2 separate regions of the Homo sapiens genome follow, and region 1 is linked to region 2. A link is a loop called in an ENCODE intact Hi-C map of the cell type or tissue named here. Cell type or tissue: prostate gland. All regions are shown on one strand. Each heading gives the region's core, and the rest is flanking DNA. Links, peaks and the distances in the headings are about the cores only.

Region 1 (5,389 bases), core at 182-5,181, 1.1 Mb before region 2:
AACTCAACATTTGTTCCTCATTCCTATGCATAGTCTTCTTTTGTGCTCTGACTGTGGTAGTATCTCCTTTTATTATACTTCTGATTACAATAAACGTTCCCCTCAAGGAGTCCCTTTTATTCTTTTTCAATCTAGATTTCTTCTTTTGACTTCTCTCAAATGTCATTCACTCTCCTCCCTTCAGACACATTGATGTTTTGTTGATATTTAACCGCCATCCTTTCATACATATATGCCTAAAAGAACAATATAGAAGCTATCTAGCAATTTATCACTTCCCTTGTACTGTACGTCTTCAGTAAAATTTTTCTGAAAACACCTCTCTTGTTCTCCCATTTCTGTGCCATGTCTATTTCACTTATAATCACATTAGATAAAACCTGTGTGTAATTCTGTTTTGTATATTGCCTTTTATATTATTAACACTCAGTAAAATAGTTTAAGAATTGCAGTCTGTAGTACTGTCAGTCTGTCACCTTTCAGGCACTACTTTAAAATTCTGAAAATGTAAATGAAGTAATTAACCTGATATGAAACAGTGATACATAATTGACTTTCTAAATTAGTGAACTACTGACTCTTTTATATATTTGCCATTTTATAGAATTTCATATTGGCTACTTAACAAAAGGTGTGATGTAACAAAAATTCTGCCTCCTACCATAATAAATACTGATGCTTATTAAACACTCTGTACTGTGCTTCCTAAGTATATTTATTTTAGAATTTTGCTGTTTGAATTATTTCATACTCATGAAATTGAGGCAATACTTAATGATAATAGAATAGAGACTCTGAATCATTGACTCAACTGATGGAATGTCCTCCAAAGAAGTGCTAAGGAATAGACACATGAAAGAAAATGGAATTTTTTAAAGTAGCCTAGAGAATAATTCACCTTCACTCACACATAAACGCTTCCTCAGTGTAAATTTTTCAGTGCTCTCATGCATCAGAGCTGTCAGATGTCTAAATGACGGGTTTCAGAGTTTTCCTCTTCCTGTTAGTGATCTGAAGTGCTACTCCAGTATTTTCCATTAGGGTGGATATTGATAGAGGAAACTTGTTGTATAGTGGACTGTTTATGGTTCACTAGTATATCAACTCAGAAGTGCTCTTTTGTTACATGTAGTGTATATACATGTTCTCTATCTGTGAAAGGAAGATGCAGCCATATACATAGAGGTAAGTAGCTACTTTAAATTCAATCCTGTCTTTTCTTCCACCCAATGTTTATATGGTTTTGTGCAGTAAGTGCAATCCCCAAAAGTCCTATCTCAAATAAACCTTTCAAACCATTTATTTCTGCAGACTTTCATTATTTCAGAAATGTGAGATGTGCCTTCATAAGAAAAATGTTTCCAGCATGTAATCCAAGTCGGATTTTAAAATCCCAACTTAAAGAATTGTCCCACATTTGTTGGTTGGGAAGTGTTCATTTAAACAGCCCTTAAAAGTTAGTTGAATAGAAGTTTCTTCAAGCAACAGTATTCACTTGCAGGGAACAGAAGTTTCAGGTATTTAGCATAAGTTCCTAGGTAGAAGAGCCATCTGGAGATCCTCGTTCAAATATTTTCAAACAATATAGAAGGCCTGTGACTTATACTTATTATAATGATGTCACTTTCTCATTTACAGATGGGTGTCAACCTCTCCCAGTATCTGGCAGCTGTAATAACCCACAGTTGATTAACACATCCTGTCTTAAGAACATTTAAATGGTTTTTATTGAGCTGGTCAAGAACCACCCCCCACCATATAGGCCAATCACATTAGTGCTATACCATTTCAGCTTCATAAACCTGAGCTTACATTGAAGAAATGTGATCAAATGAAGATTACCCTGAATTTCTAGAGGCAAAAATTTAGAAACATTTGAGGGCATAAAACAACTAAGATTGGAAAAGAATCAAAATCTCAAATGTCTTTAGTCCCCAAATTTATATCGCACAGTCTTTATTTTCTTTGTATCATAGGGAATAAAGGCTGAGATTTGAAAAGCCGTCTTGTTACTTTTACAGTGAAACCTCTCTGTCCATACTTATCCTTCCTTCCCCTACCAACACCATCAGGTTTCAGCGTATTACGCCAGATGCTAAGTAGTGATGATTGCATACTTTATTTGAAGTTTGGGTTATTTTAAACTTAGATGCATTTAGTTTTGAAATCACAGGTATAACTTGCTTTATCTGACATATACATTTCATTTGAAATTCAGAAAATCCAATCATTCCCCATGGATTTATAGGATGATTTTTGAAATTTGTGATTTTGATTTTTTTTTTTTTTTGCTTTTCAATAGTCTTCTGAAAGCAGACCTCACATTCTTTTAGCTCTGTGTTTTTCTCTTCATAATCCAACATTTAGTGGGTTAATATGGTGTCAGTGTGTAAGAGGTCTGAAATCTAAGATCTAAGAAAAACCTACTTGATCTCTTAGCTATTAGTGAGTCAAATCATGATGTGATCTTGAGTACATGAATAAGACAATGGAGTGTTAGCAGGTTGGAAGGAAAATTTAGATTTGAATGTAGAGGATTAAGATGGCAGATGGGGGCAGGACTAGTATGCAGCTCCCACTTGGATGGACAGAGCAGTGTGTGGAGGCTCACATCATGAATGTATGCTCCAAGAACTACCACAGGAACATACCAAGAAAGCCAAGAGAATCCACAGACCCTCTGAAGGAACTGGATCACTGCTGCAGGCTCCCTGAGATGCTGAAAAACTGTGAGTCTGCGTGCCTTCTCAACAAAAAGGCTCATGGTCTGGGTCAAGTTCTCAGCCCTGGTCACCGGCTGCCTAGAAATAGACTCGGTGCTGTTGTGGGGCATGGTGGGAGTGAGACTGGCCTTTAGGACTGTGGGCCGCATGGGAGCGGGGTGAGGCCTGTGACTGCCAGCTTTCCCCCACTTTCCTGGCAACCTGCATGACTCAGCAGAGGTGAACACAATCCCCCTGGGAATATTCCTTCACTGGACTGGTAAACACAGCCCCACCCCCCATAGCAGCTGCAGCCAGCCTGCCAGAGGAGAGACTGAGCTCAGACACACCTATCCCTACCCCCACCTTGTGGTCCTTCTCTACTCACCCTGGTAGCCAAAGACAAAGGTCATAATCTCTTGGGAGCTCTATGGCCCTGCCCACCGCCTGAGTAACCTGAATACTTAACCAGGTGTCCCTAGGACAAGTTTAGATCCTGCCTATAGAACCACAGCTGATGTGCTCTTGAAAGTGCCACCTCATGACTGGAGACCAATCAACACAAAACCAGCACACAAAACACAACCAAGGACCCTCACAGAGTCCACTTCACTCCCTTGCTACCTCCACCAGACTAGGTGCTGGTATCCATAGCTGCAAGACCTGAAGATGGATCACATCACAGGACTCTTTGGAGACACTCCCAGTACCAACCAGAGCCCAGTAGCTCTGCTGGGTGTCTAGACCCAGAAGAGCAAAAACAACTACAGTGCAGCTCTCAGGAAGCCCCATTCTTAGGGGAAGCGGGAGAACACCACATCAAGGGAGCACCCTGTGGGACAAAAGAATCTGAATGGCAGCCCTTGAATCCCAGATTTGGACATAGTCTATCCAAATGAGAAGCAACTGGAAAAACATCTCTGGTAATATGACAAAACACGGTTCTTTAACACCCCCAAGAGATCATACCAGCTCACCAGCAATGGATCCAAACCAAGATGAAATCTCTGAATTACCAGAAAAAGAATTCAGAAAGTCAATTATTAAGCTAATCAAGGAGGCACCAGAGAAAGGTGAAGTTCAATTTTAAAAAATCAAACACATGATATAGGATATGAAAGGAAAGTTCTTCAGTGAAATAGATAATATAAATTAAAAACAGTTACAACTTCTGGAAATCAAGGACACACTTAGAGAAGTGCAAAATGCACTGGAAAGTCTCAGCAATGGAATCAAACAAGCAGAAGAAAGAACTTCAGAGCTTGAAGACAAGGCTTTCGAATTAACTCAGTGTGTCAAAGACAGATTTGAAAGTAGGGTAAACAAATGCTATAATTTCTGTTATGGCCTGTGGTAGACACTGTGATGCACTACTCAGTTGCACCTTCAATAAAGGACTTAACTGCCTCAGCCCTTGGGAGTGCTCTCAGCAGACATCCTTCAGCTGTCAGTCCCATCAGAGATTGCCTCAGCCACTTTGGTGCCCATACTCAAAGAACAGTGTGGTAGATTAAAGGCCAAGCCATCTAGACCCAACTTGGAACAACTCTGAAGGGCCATTTTGGGTTCTGAGCTCCCCAGGGGTTATGCAAGTCTGTAATGGGACCTGCATGTCACCTTAATTTCTCTCTCTGTTCATTCTTGCCTCATTCCCCTCCCTTCTTCAGATGTTGATTGTAACGACACACCTTAATATCCTGCATGCTAAACGTTGTCTTAGAGTCTTTCCTAGGGAACCAACCTGTGATGTAAGTCATTTCTAAATACATGAAACCAGACATTACTCTAGCTTCCTAACCATTACCTTCCCTGATCCATTTCTGTAAATAGCACTTTCATCAGTCCACAAATAATTTTTGAGCACCTGTTATTTGCCAGTCATTGTGCAGGGAATGAGAATGTGGTGTTAACAAATATGGATTTGCCCTCATGGAGGCTACATGAGGGCAAACAAATCCTTACTGGTTTTATAAGTATTTCAGAAGAAAAAAATACAGGATATTATGTACAAATAGCCATGGTACAAAGACGGGATCTGGAGTTAAAAGATGTAGGCTGCCTGCAGTGACTCACACTTGTAATCCCAGGGCTTTAGGAGGCCAAGATGGGAGGATTGCCTGAGGCCAGGAGTTCAAGACAAGCCTGGGCAACATAGTAAGCCCTTGTTTCTACCAAAAAAAAAAAAAAAAAAAAAAAATTAGCCAGAAGTGTTGGTGTACGCCTGTAGTTGTAACCATTCAGTAGGTTGAGGCGAGAGGTTCACTTGAGCCCAGGAGTTTAAAGTTACAGTAAGCTGTGATCCTACCACTGCACTTCAGCTTGGGTGACAGAGCAAGACCCTGTCTCTTAAAAATAAAAATAAAAAAATCTAGCTATGCCACCACTAATTATGTGAATGTGGTATGCGTGGGTCACTTACTCTCTAGGCATCAGTTTCCTCATCCATAAAACTGGTACATAATCCCTCAGCTACCAACCTGTGTACTTAAAAAGGAATTGTTCTATCTAATGAGATAATCTATATATAAATACTCAGAATATGAAGGGTCTCTGTGGAATGTATCTTTTTTTTATTTTTTTATTATTATTATACTTTAAGTTTTAGGGTACAGGTGCACAATGTGCAGGTTAGTTACATATGTATACATGTGCCATGCTGGTGTGCTGCACCCATTAACTTGTCATTT
Region 2 (5,389 bases), core at 216-5,215:
ATTTATTTTTTTGAGATGGAGTCTTGCTCTGTCGCACAGGCTGGAGTCCAGTGGCGCCATCTCGTCTCACTGCAAGCTCCGCCTCCAGGGTTCACGCCATTCTCCTGCCTCAGCGTCCCCCCGCGTGGCGGCGCCCGCCACCACGCCCGGCTAATTTTTTGTATTTTTAGTAGAGATGGGGTTTCACCGTGTTAGCCAGGATGGTCTTGATATCCTGACCTCGTGATCCGCCCGCTTCGGCCTCCCAAAGTGCTGGGATGACAGGCGTGAGCCACAGCGCCCTGCCTAGCTAGACATTTTTATTGGGTGAGCAAAATGGCTCTAGTTCCAATGATACAAAGGAAACGTTACATTTACTTGGCCAGCTCCTGCTTCCTCCAAATTGCTTAACCCCAAAACTGCTTACTCAAGGCTCAAGGTATGTCTCCATTGCTTGGCCACCTACACAATTTGCAGGTACCTGTGGGCAGAGCATGAAGGATGCATTCGAGGGCCAGATCAGCAGCTTCAAAATAGATTTTTATTAGTAGTTCAACAGTTGGCTTCCATGATATAAACCCTAGAAACTTAGAATAACTACATTTAATTCATACTTCCTCTGCTCTCTTATTTAGTTAAGTAAGTAAAAACTGTCTAAGTAATTGTTGCTATCCAGGTCTGTGGGAAATGACTACTAGCTTTTGACTAACCTCTGGGGATTGCACTACTAGAATCCGAAGAAAATTCTAAAGATCTGGTCATCACAGTTCTAAAAAATCTCTTGGAAAGCAAAGACAAATCCACATTTTTATGTATTGCTGGGGAAAATTTTCATCAAACCACATTATTTTGTTCGTATAATTCAAGTAATTGTAGGTAAAGTCAGGTGGTCAGTTATCAGGCCATCTATACAGAGCTCACTTTCTAAAGTCAGGTGACTTCTTTCCACTTTTAGTAGTTGGAGCCTGACAAAGTTAAAATCACCCTAAACATATTTCTTAAAAAAGTCTTTATTTCCTCTTCTTTTTTTTTTTTTACAGAAATATGTTTTCTAATAGTACTAATAGTACATAGTTTTAAAATGCCACAGACTCTATTAATTTTTAACTAGAAGTGCAGGATGTTTCCAAAGAGCAGATTAATTGTGATTGAATTATCTTTTTTAAACCAAACATTTCTAGTAAATAATATAAACATAATAATTTGGATTTTTCATGTGGCTTAAAGAGATAGATTATTTGAAAGAAAAGTTTATATTTGGTAAAGAAGTAGGGGTGAGTGGCATCAGAGAAAATCAATGTTGTTTTTCAGTTTTTTGGTTAATCACTTTTATTGCTTTATTTCTTTTTGAAAAGTATAGTTTGTTCTTCTAAATCAATACATCCTATCTACTGTGTTGTAAGATGATACAGAAAAAAATAGCCTAATAACAAATGAAAGAACAACTTATATTTCTTATATTTTTTCTACCAAATTTATACTAAATATCTCTACTTAAATATTCTGCTGCTTTCAAGTTATGTTCTTTTTTTTTTTTAAATTTAGGCAAATTGTGGAAAGCAATTGGACTATGGTTACAAGGGATGGAAACGTATAATTGGTGTAATAGGATTCATACTTGTTAAGCTAGGGAGAAGAGAAACTGAAATAAGTTAATTCCTTTCCAAAGAAAAGGATCCCAGTGTTTTTAAACCAAGGGGAAAAAAGCAAAGGTCTGTCTAACTGCCATGTAAACTCATTTTAAATGTCATGTCTTATTACAACCTGATAATCGGAGTGCTTATTTCCCCCTTTTGCTTGAGCCATCAAATTTGTCAAAATTTTATGATAATTCATTCCATCATTCCTTAGACATTTAAATGACAGAGAGCCCTAGTCAAGGGGGGGAAAGCCTCTGTAATCTTACTCCTCATAGTATAGCTGCCTCCAGAGAGATTTTTAAAATATTCCATATCATGGTATAAGCAGCAGCTAAATTTCTCAATTTCACTGTGATTTCTTGCCGTTTTGGAAAGTGACAATAAGTTGGCTACGTACCATTCTTGACCTTTTGACTTCGGAACCACTGCTGACCAAATCCTAGCTTGCCTTGTTTAAGTCAGTAGCTCTATTATCACTCTGATCCTCTCCCAGAGGGTCTGAAGCTTTCACTCATGCTCCTGAACGGGTAAGCTCCCCCTCTAGTGTTCACTGCTCATCAGATTATTCCTCCAACAAATAAGACAGAGAACTGCCTGTTTTTTTGGTTCCCTATCGAAGGACGGAGCTTGGAACAACATTTATAACGGTTTAATGACACAAAGAGTAAAAGGTAAGTATAAATCCTACATTAAAAAAAAAGTTCCTTCCTTTTGATTCCTTTGAAAGCATTGCTACTGTTTGGTTATGAAACTAAGAAATGTTGCTTGTGCTGCCTTGCAGGCAGTATGCATGGCTGAATAGACAGGATGAGTTTGAAAGATATAAGATGATCTTGGAAAAAACAATCCTTTCTGTTGGGAAGCTGGATGTCTGGTTATGAATAAATGACTTTTCATTGGAAGCTGACACTCAGGAGCTCTTTATTTGTAGACCAATTACCAGCAGAGGAGCAGGATAGGGAGGGGGTTGTTCTAGGGAACCCCAGCATATTTTTCTTCCAGAATTTTAAAAAAGACCAGTAAAAAATGAAATGCCTTCCATTTGTTTTTACAAAGAGCCTGGGTAAACAGTCCTCTACACTAAAAGACCCTCACTATATTTGACACAGAACTACAGAAAAAAGCGCAATATATATTGGTGGTAGTTTTCAAGTGTGTTGAACTCAAAGGTTAAAAGTTCAACAACTTCATTAAATGTAGTGTTGAAGCCTTAGTGAGGCATAATCCAGAATTTATCATGCAATTGAAAGTAAGAGAAAGAAAAAAGAAAGAAAGAGCAAAAGAAGGAAAAAAATAAAACAAAAAGCTGATATAGTTCTGAGAGGTTAATCTTCACAGATGGTTACTAAACTAAAATCTAGAAGTTTTATTTATTAATTTTCAATCATGGGCATAATTTTAAACTAAAAAAAAGTGTACACCAGATTCTACAAAGAAGGCACAGATAAACTTTCTATTTAATTGTTTCAAAGTGTGTTTGAAACAATTGTGTATGTCTTGAAATAGGTCATATAATTTATTTGAAATTCAGGTTGGAAATAATATGACCACATTAAATTTCAATTGGTTTTAATCTTCTGAATTTTGGGGAATAAAATAAGCCCTCAACAAAGTTTTTCTTCATATTGATGATTCTGAAAATTAGGTTAGTTTTATTCTGGTATTCTAAGCTAACATGTCTTTCTTAATTAAAATACTAGCATTTTTAAAATGTGGTAAATAAGTATGACCACATAAACAGAAGGGAAGAACTTCCTTTTGCCGTATTGTTTTCATATTCTTTAATAATCAAAATGATCACTAGTCTCATCATTCTCACTAAGCATGTATTAAGTACCTACAAATTATACAAACCGACACCCTGTCAGAACTCAACTTACATTATTAAATGTAAAGTTTGTTATGGCATTAAAACTGAATTATTCTGTTTTGGTCTAATAAAGACCTCAAAACGTTTTCTAAAGTACAGTAACCCATTCCATAAAAATATTCATTACCTTATCATTATTTTTCTCTTTACTGGGTTAAAACTAGGTTGCTTGATATGGCAGAAGAAAAACAATGCTTTCAAGTCCTGTAATGTTAGAATACCTTAACTTTTTCCTGTTTTCAATTTTCTAGGTTCTGTGTTTTATTAAATTCCATTTTAGTGCCCTACTTTAAAGCTGACTTCAGGGTGTTGTTAAAAAGGTCATCATTCATGAACTAATGGGACCAGGTGACTAGGACCTATCTTTAATCACAAAGCAGTGGCCCCTTTGAAGGTTCAAAGGATTAATATTGCCTGCATGTCCATTCAGTTTTGAGCTTCTTGGATGACACAACAACACATAGGATGGCCATTTCTACTAGGCTGAGAGATTTCCAGGTGGACAGCTGTCTTTTCTGAACTGGACTCAGATGATACATACTTCCCCCTGAGCAGTTGTTTCACAGAAGTATCCTTCAATCACATGTCTTATGCTAAGACTCACTGTGAGACACACAGTTTGAGTTGGAGGCCAGCACAAATATGAATGTCACCTTCTTTAATTTTATTTTTTTAGAGGCTGCTCTAAATTGCTGGTTCAGGCAAAGTCTAAACCACTAGAAAAATTCTAAAGTAAATAGACTGCCATTTATAATGGAAAAATTGAATTGTATGAAACTTTCATAGCCCACGTTTCTAGTTGTACAAATTTCACATAAAACTTTCTAGTAGGAAGGAAGTCATGATTTATATCAGTTTGACTAACTTAATTGCTAAAGATTATGCAGCATTGCAAAGGACAGGTAAAGAGGCTTCTGTCAATCAAAGTGGTTATAGAAAAACACACAGAAAAAAATGACAACAACAAAAATTTAAAGCACAAAATACATTTAACTACACAGAACCCTTAAGATCTTTGTAATATAAAGTGATTTATTATAGGATTATAAAATATAAGAATGATAGGGTCTTTAGAGATGATCTCACCTACTTTTCTCATTGGTCAAGCCCCAGGCCCAGGAAAACTTGGAAAAATGGGTTGTCTGTTTAATGTCATATGGCGAAAAAATAGAGAACAAGGCATTGGATCTTGGCCTGTGGGTTTCAATTGCAGTGCACTTTATGCCAAGCGAGCTTCAGTCATGCTTTCGAGTTAAGTATGAGTGCTTTCATAGAAATAGGAAGAAAAATACATCTTTGGGAAGTTTGGAGGAGACATGAGTTATTTTAGGAGATAGCACTTTTTTTTTTTTTTTTGAGGCGGAGTCTTGCACTGTCGCCCGGGCTGGAGTGCAGTGGCGCGATCTCAGCTCACTGCAACCTCTGCCTCCCAGGTTCAAGCGATTCTCCTGCCTCAGCCTCCTGAGTAGCTGGGATTACAGGCACCCACCACCGGAGTTTCACTCTGTTGGCCAGGCTTGTCTCAAACGCTTGACCTCGTGATCCTCAGCCTCCCAAAGTGCTGCGATTACAGGTGTGAACCACCACGCCCAGCCCAAATTAATAAACACAATTTTTATATACATGTTGAAAAGTGGTCATGTGGGCTTACTTATTTTTCAGAAGAAATTATGCATTCATTGATTAATTAACAACAATTCCAATGATTATGAGACAAGAGTAGGTGGTTAATGGCTTTTAAATTATAACAGCAAGTTAAAAAAATTTTTTTTAAAGTAGGTGCACCATTTTCTTTGTTAACCCTATCATCCTAAGTGGGAAGGATAAATTAATGTCTTGCTTTATCTTTGTTACGGACTGTTTGTGCCCACCCCACCCAAATTTCATATCTTGAAATATA

What was found. A loop is a pair of places that touch in the nucleus more often than their neighbours do. Peaks named below come from ENCODE experiments on the same cell type or tissue, not always from the same donor. Only the 100,000 strongest peaks of a DNase experiment are listed, where the experiment ranks them.
Region 1: it touches region 2 in a loop (3.0-fold over the local background); 2 of 110 quality-filtered maps call a loop at or near these places.

The regions. Positions count from the first base shown.
Region 1 is chr5:93,792,750-93,798,138 of GRCh38, reverse strand. All of the region lies in intron 8 of ARB2A (ARB2 cotranscriptional regulator A), which reads left to right. Among named protein-coding and RNA genes, the nearest start is that of POU5F2, 54 kb to the right of the region's middle. In prostate gland, for the core only: no CTCF peak of the experiment used is centred there; no DNase peak of the experiment used is centred there.
Region 2 is chr5:92,685,021-92,690,409 of GRCh38, reverse strand. LOC105379082 (a long non-coding RNA gene) reads left to right here and starts at 2,184. Exons shown (of 4, transcript NR_188298.1): 1 at 2,184-2,290. In prostate gland, for the core only: a CTCF peak has its summit at 2,186; no DNase peak of the experiment used is centred there.